2 separate regions of the Homo sapiens genome follow, and region 1 is linked to region 2. Evidence: read pairs that join two places in POLR2A ChIA-PET (ENCODE). Cell type or tissue: MCF 10A. All regions are shown on one strand.

The links. Peaks named below come from ENCODE experiments on the same cell type or tissue, not always from the same donor. Only the 100,000 strongest peaks of a DNase experiment are listed, where the experiment ranks them.
Region 1: POLR2A ChIA-PET joins it to region 2 with 7 read pairs; 3 of 35 experiments call an interaction of 5 or more read pairs at or near these places.

Annotation. Positions count from the first base shown.
Region 1 is chr16:23,426,670-23,430,669 of GRCh38, reverse strand. The region is part of intron 6 of COG7 (component of oligomeric golgi complex 7); the gene reads left to right. Among named protein-coding and RNA genes, the nearest start is that of COG7, 25 kb to the left of the region's middle. In MCF 10A, no CTCF peak of the experiment used is centred here; a DNase peak (open chromatin) is centred at 2,119.
Region 2 is chr16:23,215,149-23,219,148 of GRCh38, reverse strand. SCNN1G (sodium channel epithelial 1 subunit gamma) reads right to left here. Exons shown (of 13, transcript NM_001039.4): 13 at 2,266-4,000. The coding sequence ends at 3,680. Among named protein-coding and RNA genes, the nearest start is that of SCNN1G, 34 kb to the right of the region's middle. In MCF 10A, no CTCF peak of the experiment used is centred here; no DNase peak of the experiment used is centred here.

The DNA of each region.
Region 1 (4,000 bases), 210 kb before region 2:
CTTGGGAGGCTGAGGCAGGAGAATCGCTTGAACCTGGGAGGTGGAGGTTGCTGTGAGCCGAGATTGTGCCACTGCACTCCAACCTGGGCAACAGAGCGAGAATCCATCTCAAAAAAAAAAAACAGAGTAAGTTGCAAACTTCATTCACTTCAGACCATACATATTATTAACTAGAGTTCAATGTTTACTTACATTTTTTTTAGGTAAAATTGTGAAATACAATCTTTTTTTTTTTTTTTCTGAAACAGGGTCTTGCCCTGTTTTCCCCACTGGAGTACGGTGGCATGATCATGGCTCACTGCAGCCTTGACCTCCCTGGGCTCAGGTAATCCTCCCCTCTCAGCCTCCTGAGTACTGGGACTACAGGTGCGTGCCACCACACCCAACTAATTTTTGTATTTTTTGTGGAGACAGGGTTTTGCCATGTTGCCCAAGCTGGTCTTGAACTCCTGGGCTCAAGTGATCCTCCCACTGTTGGGCTGCACGCCTCCCAAAGTGCTGGGATTACAGGAGTGAACCACTGCACCCAGCCATAGTGATCTTAAATATGCCATCCCATTCATTTGACAACTACAAATACCTGGGTAGCCTAATCCCCTTTCAGGATCCAGAACATCCATATCACCATCGCCCTGGAAAGTTCCCTCATGCTCCTTCCCAGTTGGTCTGTGCACCAGCACCCTTAAGGCAACCACTGCCCTGATTTTTTCCATCATAAGTTAGTTTAATGTGTTCTAGAATTTCACCTAGATGGAATCAGACAGCATTTCATCTTTTGTAGGCTTCTTTCACTCAGCGTGTTTTTGAGATTTGCTCGTGTTGTTTGTATCACTAGTTTGTTCCTTTCTGTTGCTGAATACTGTTACATGGTGTGAATATACCTGTTTGTTTACACTTTTTTTTTTGAGACGGAGTTTCGCTGTTGTTGCCGAGGCTGGAGTACAGTGGCACGATCTTGGCTCACTGCAACCTCCGCTTCCCAGGTTCAAGTGGTTGTCCTGCCTCAGCCCCATGAGTAGCTGGGATTACGGGCACACACCACCATGCCCAGCTAATTTTTGTATTTTTAGTAGAGATAGGGTTTCTTCATGCTGGCCAGGCTGGTCTCGAACTCCTGACCTCAGGTGATCTGCCCACCTCGGCCTCCCAAAGGTGCTGGGATTACAAGCGTGAGCCACTGCACCCAGCCTGTTGACACTTCTTATTGGTAGACACTTGGTATGTTTCCAGTGTTGGGCAATTATGAATAAAGGTGCTTTGAATATTGTTCTGTAGGTTTTTTTTTTGTAGACACATGTTCCCATCTCTTGGGTAAATACCTAGGAGTGGAATTGCAGGGTCAAATCGTAGGTGTATGTTTAGGTTTGTAAGAAACTGCCGAGCCAGGCGTGGTGGCTCACACCTGTAATCTCAGCACTTTGGGAGGCCAAGGCAGGAGGATTGCTTGAGCCCAGAAGTTTGAGACCCACCTGGGCAATATGGCAAAATCTTGTCTCTACAGAAAATACAAAAATTAGTTGGGCGTGGTGGCACATGCCTGTAGTCTCAGCAACTCAGGAGGCTGAGGTGGGAGGATCACCTGAGCCTGGGAAGTTGAGGCTTCAATGAGCCATGATTGCTCTACTGCACTCCAGTCTGGGCGACAGAGTGAGACCCTGTCTCAAAAAAAAGAAAGATGGCTGGGTGTGGTGGCTCATGCCTGTAATCCCAGCACTTTGGGAGGCCGAGGTGGGCGGATCACCTGAGGTCAGGAGTTCGAGAGCAGCCTGGCCAACATGGTGAAAGCCTGTCTCTACCAAAAATACAAAAAATTAGCCGGCCATGGTGGCAGATGCCTGTAATCCCAGCTACTCGGGAGGCTGAGGCAGGAGAATCGCTTGAACCTGGGAGGTGGAGGTTGCAGTGAGCCAAGATCGCACCATTGCACTCCAGCCTGGGCAACAGAGTGAGACTCCATCTCAAAAAAAAAAAAAAAAAGAAAAGAAACAACCACATTGCTCAAAGTGGTTGTACTTTTTCCACTCCTACATAGTGTGTGAGAGTTCTGGTTGTTCCACATCCTTGCCAAAATTAGGTGTTGACATTCTCTTTAATTTCAGCCATGCTGGTGGGTGTGTAGTAGTATCTCATCATGGTTTTTATTTGCATTTCCCTGATGACTAAGGATGTTGAGGAACTTTTCACGTGCTTATTGGCCATTTGTGCATCTTCCTTTGCGAAATGTCTATTCAGGTCTTTTGTCCATTAAAAAAAAACAGGTTATTTGCCTTTTTATTATTGAGTTGTAGCAGGTTTTTTTTATTTTTTATTTTTTATTTTTTGAGACAGAGTCTTGCTCTGTCACCCAGGCTGAAGTGCAGTGGCATGATCTTGGCTCACTGCAACCTCCGCCTCCTGGGTTCAAGCAATTCTCCTGCCTCAGCCTCCTGAGTAGCTGGGATTACAGGCATGTGCCACCATGCCCAGCTAATTTTTTTTTTTGTATTTTTAGTAGATATGGGGTTTCACTATGTTGGTCAGGCTGGAGTACAATGGCATGATCTGGGCTCACTGCAAACTCCGCCTCCCCAGTTCAAGTGATTCTCATGCTGCAGCCTCTGGAGTAGCTGGGACTGCAGGTGCATGCTGCCATGCCCGGCTAATTTTTGTATTTTTTAGTAGAGACAGGGTTTCACCATGTTGCACAGGCTGGTCTCGAACTCCTGGCCTCAAGTGCTCTGCCCACTCGGCCTCCCAAAGTGCTGGGATTATAGGTGTGAGCCACCGTGCTAGGCCTTGAATTTTAAAAATAACATTTAAAAATAACGAATTTGGTGGTGGTCTAGAGGGTGAACTGATGAGGCTATGCTGGAGACAGGTAAGAACCTTTGGTAGAGGATGGTGATGGAAATGTTGAAGTTCAAGAAGAATAAACAGTTGTTAGGACCTGGTAACTGATGAATGGACCACAAGAACAGAGAGTCAGAGGGCAGTTTTCATCCTGGTTCAATGGAGATGTTACTGACGGGAACACAGAAGTTGGAGGAAGCAGGTCTGGGGAGGTCAGTGGCAAAACAATGAATTCCAATTCTGACTGCTTTTAAATTCCAAGTGAGAGTGACGCATCCTAATGGTGACATCCAGTAGGTGGTTGGAAGAAACACAAATTGGAGAGTCCTCAGCAGTTTAGCTGTTTTTTGTTTTTTTTTTTTCTTTTGAGACAGAGTTTCTCTCTGTTGCCCAGGCTAGAGTGCAGTGGCGCTATCTCAGCTCACTGCAACCTCCACCTCCTGGGTTCAAGCAATTCTCTGCCTCAGCCTCCCGAGTAGCTGGGATTACAGGTGCCCACCACCACATCTTGGCCTCCCAAACTGCTGTGATTACAGGCGTGAGCCGCCGCGCCTAGCCTGGTTTTTTTTTGTTTGTTTGTTTGCTTTTTTGCAACAGAGTTTTGCTCTTTCGCCCAGGCTGGAGTGCAGTGGTGCAATCTCAGCTCACTGCAGCCTCCACTTCCTGGGCTCAGGTAATTCTCCTACCTCAGCCTCCCCAGTAGCTGGGACTACGGGTGCACACCACCACACCTGGCTAATTTTTGAACATTTTTTGTAGAGACAGGATCTTACTTTGTTGCCCAGGCTGGTCTCAAACTCCTAGGCTCAAGCGATCCTCCCACCTTAGCCTCCCAAAGTGTTGGGATTAGAGGCATGAGCCACTCTGCACTTGTCCTGAATTTATTAACTCTAAAAGTATTTTGTGGATTAAGATTTTCTACACATAAAATAATGTCATCTGTGAACAGAGATAACTCTTGTTTTCAATTTGGATGCCTTTTCTTTCTTTCTTTCTTTCTTTCTTTTTTTTTTTTTTTTTTTGTCCAATTGCTCTGGCTAGGACTTCTGGTTCTTTGTTGAATAGAGTGGCAAAAGCAGGCATCCTTATCTTGTTCCTGTTCTTACCATCTCTTACCAATGGGTATCACGTTAGCTGTGGGTTTTCATATATGGCCTTTATTATGTGGAGG
Region 2 (4,000 bases):
TCCTCCTGCCTCAGTGTCCTGAGTAGCTGCTGGGACTACAGGCGTGCGCCACCATCATGCCCAGATACCTTTTCATATTTTTTGTAGAGATGGGGTTTTGCCATGTTGCCCAGGCTGGTCTCAAATTCCTGAGCTCAATCAATCTGCCCGCTCTGGCCTCCCAAAGTGCTGGGATTACAGGCGTAAGCCACCACATCCGGCCTCCATTTCTTTCTTTATGAGTTCCTGAGCTGTTAGAATTACACAAGCTGATGTGTGTGAAGTGCTTAGCAGAATCCCTGGCAAACCATAAGAGCTCAATGCATATTAGCCATTGTTAGTATTGTCACTGTTTTTATAAGCGCCACAAACTTTTCCTAAATGCCAACACTGTACTCTGTCCCGTCCCCATCTAGGGACAAGGAGATAAGACACAATTCCTGCCCTTGCAGAGCTCATAGTCTAATGATAGAGGCAGATGTGGATAAAAAATTGTATACAGGGCCAGGCACCATGGCTCATCCTGTAATCTCAGTACTTTGGGAGGCTGAGGCGGGAGAATAGCTTGAGTCCAGGAGTTTGAGACTAGCCTGGGCAACATAACAGGAACCCATCTCTACAAAAAATAATAATAAAAAATTAGCCAGACATAATTGTGTGCTTCTATAGTTACAGCTACCTGGGAAGCTGAGGCAGGAGGATTGCTTTAGCCCAGGAGGTTGAGGCTGCAGTGAGCTATGATTGTTTGAAGTCCAGGAGTTCAAGACCAGCCTGGACAACATAGTGAGATCTTGTCTCTATAAAAAATTTAAATATGAGCCATGGGTAGTGACAAGCACCTGTAATCCCAGCTACTCAGGAGGCTGAGGCAGGAGGATCACTTGAGCCCAGGAGGTCAAGGCTGCAGTCAGCTATGATCATGCCACTGCGCTCCAGCCTGGGCAACAGAGGCAAGACCCTGCCTGTTTCATATATATATATACGTATATATATATATAATATATAAATACGTATATATATATAATATATAATATATATAATATATAATATATATAAAATATAATATAATATATTTTATATATATTATATATATATATGGGTGAAAGTTGTGTAATGGTGGAAGCTCCAACTTCTTGGGGCAAGGGAAGAGGGTCAGGGAAAACTTTACAGAGGTGCTGACATTTGCAGCTGGCCTGGAAGGGTGAAGTGGAGAAGGAGGGAAGACGATGCTGGGCACTGCAAGAGCCAAACAAGAATGGAGACAGCTGGAGTTTGCTGGGTGTGCACGCCCGTGTGCTTGGGGGGAGTTGAGCGGCTGTTGGCTTTGGATTCTCATGGCCTTGCCTTTGACAAGCCTACTAGAAGTGTTCCTCCATCAGGCAGAGGCTGGCCAATTCCACGAATCTGAGGGCACCTCCTGTCCCCACCATTGGGGAGGAGGAGGAAGCTCCTGTCTGTGCTGTGCTCAGGTAGACATCAGCTGCAAGTTCCCTGTCGGCACCGGCTACAGCCGCCAGAGCCCAGCATGGACGAAAGCCAGGCTCACGGCCTCTGTAGCCCAATCCTCACCTGCATGGGCCTGGCTCCTGAGCCCACTTCACAGGGGAGCTCCCTCCAGTCTGGGGTCTCTATGACCTCCTCCTTGCTGGCTGGCATGCCTCCTGGCAATGCCCTGCCCTATAAGGTCTGGTGGAAACACCAGATAGAGCAGAGGCTTACTCTAGCCACAGGCCTGGGGTTGAGTTGGACCAGGGATGCCCAGGTCCAGACAGGGTCCCTACAGCCCCTCTCTTTTACCAAGACTCTTGCCCTTACTAGCAGCCATTCTCATGAAGGGATTAGTCCTGAAATGTGGACCTTCCCCACCCATGGATGAAGGACTTCCTTTAGCCCTAGAGCCAGGGTATTTAGCCTCTCCCTCTTCCTACCCAAAATGACATCGGACTCACTCTTAAAAGGTACAGACCAGAATGGCTGCAAAATAATGGAGTGATAAAAGGCACCAGCTCTGGTGTCAGACTGTCTGGGGTCAAATCCTAGCTCTGCAACCTCTTAGCTGTGTCACCTTGGGCAAGTAACTTAATCTTTTATGCCTCAGTCTCTTCATCCACAAAATGGGATAATCATACCCATTGAATGTGCTCATCCAAGGGTCAGCACAGTTTTCCGTAAAGGGACAGAGGGAAAATATTTTAGGGTTTGCTGGCTTTGCAGGTCTGGGTTGTAGCTACTCAACTCTGCCACTGTAGTGCATGAATGGCCATAAACAAAACTTGAACAAATGGATGTGGCTGTGTACCAATAAAACTTTATTTATAGACACTGGAATTCGAATCTCATATCATTTTCATGAGTCACAGAATCTTCTTCTTTTGCTATTTAAAAGCAAAAATAAAAATTCTTGGCTGGGCACGGTGGCTTGTGCCTGTAATCCCTGCACTTTGGGAGGCTGAAGTGGGAAGATCATTTGAGGCCAGGAGTTCAAGAACAGCCTGGGCAACATAGTGAGATCCTATTTCTACAAAAAATAAAAAATAAAATAAAATAAAATTCTTAGTTCATGGTCAAAAACAGGATTTGCTTTGCGGAACACCATTTGCAGTCCCCTATGCTAACCTATCTAGGTGCTTAAAACAGTACCTAACACCCTGTTCTTGGGTTGGCTTTAAACACCAACCAAGGATTTAATACCTGTTAGCCATTTCAGGTGGAAAGATGTGAATGTGGTATGAAGTGGGTCATCTGTGGCAGTTGGCTTGTTGGTGAGGGACAGGCCATTGGTAATGGAAGGGTCAGCTCTGTCTTGGAACAGCTGCCCAGAGCATGGCCCACCATGCTCCCCCTCCCCACCCAAAGTGACACAGACCTCACCCTTTAAAAGGCACAGACACGAATTGGATGCAAAATCATGAAGTCAGATTGTCTGGGTTCAAATCCTAGCTCTGCCACCTCCTCACTGTGTCACCTTGGGCCGGTAACTTAATCTTTCTGTGCCTCAATTTATTCATCCACAAAATTGAATAACTAAATCCATCTCCTGGACCCACCCATGCCCCAAAGTGAGGACACTCTGACATAGTCCCAGACCTCCACCACGGCACTCTGATCTCCACCAACACTCCAAGGGCTCTGGGCCAGTTCTCTGCTGCCTGAGGGCATGGAGGACACCTTTCTCCAGTGTCAATGATGAAGAACAGTTTATTCACAAACGGCTCCAGCTTCAGGGCTGGCACTTTCTCCTATCTTTGGCATCTGGCAGTAGCTGTCCAGCCTTGACACTCAAGGTCACATCCTTGGGCCCCAACCCAGGCTGGCAGTGTGGGTGAAACCCTCGGCTTTGGGGCTTTGGAAGAGTCCTTCCCTCTCAAGACCCGTAAAGAGCTGCATCAGTCCTCACTCTGGCCTTCACTTGGGCCAGCACCACTGCCTCGGCTCCCAGTCTCTAGTGACGTGCTAATAGTTCAGGTCCCGGGATTTATCTCAGCCTGGACAGTTGTGAGTGTTGCTGCGTAGTACCCGATGGCTCCTCCTGCGCATGCCCAGGCCCCATCTTGCGGTTTAAAGCAGGCTTTTTGGTCAGAGTATCTGAAAAGCCCAGAGTGGGGCAGAGGGTCCCCTGTGCACACGTCTGGGGGCACCCGATCCATGTCCTTAGACCATGGCTGGTGGTCCTGACTAGATCTGTCTTCTCAACCCTGCCTCAGAGCTCATCCAGCATCTGGGTATCTGTGAGCTGGTTGGAAAAGGCCCTCTCCAAGCGCAAGGTATTGTATTTGGGGGGCGGTGTGCCGGGCACTTGGGTTCCTAGGGCTGGAGGCAGGTGCAAAGCAGAGTTGAAAGTGGGTAGGTCATCGTCTATATCCAGGGCTGGATTGTCCTGGCCCTGTGGGCTACGGGGAGCTTCTGGACATGGGGGAGCCTGTTTCCAGGCCCACCACTCCTTGGCTTTCTGCCACTGGCGGCGGGCAATGATAGAGAAGAAGTCAATGAAGAAGACCTCGATGATCTCGATGACGCAGAC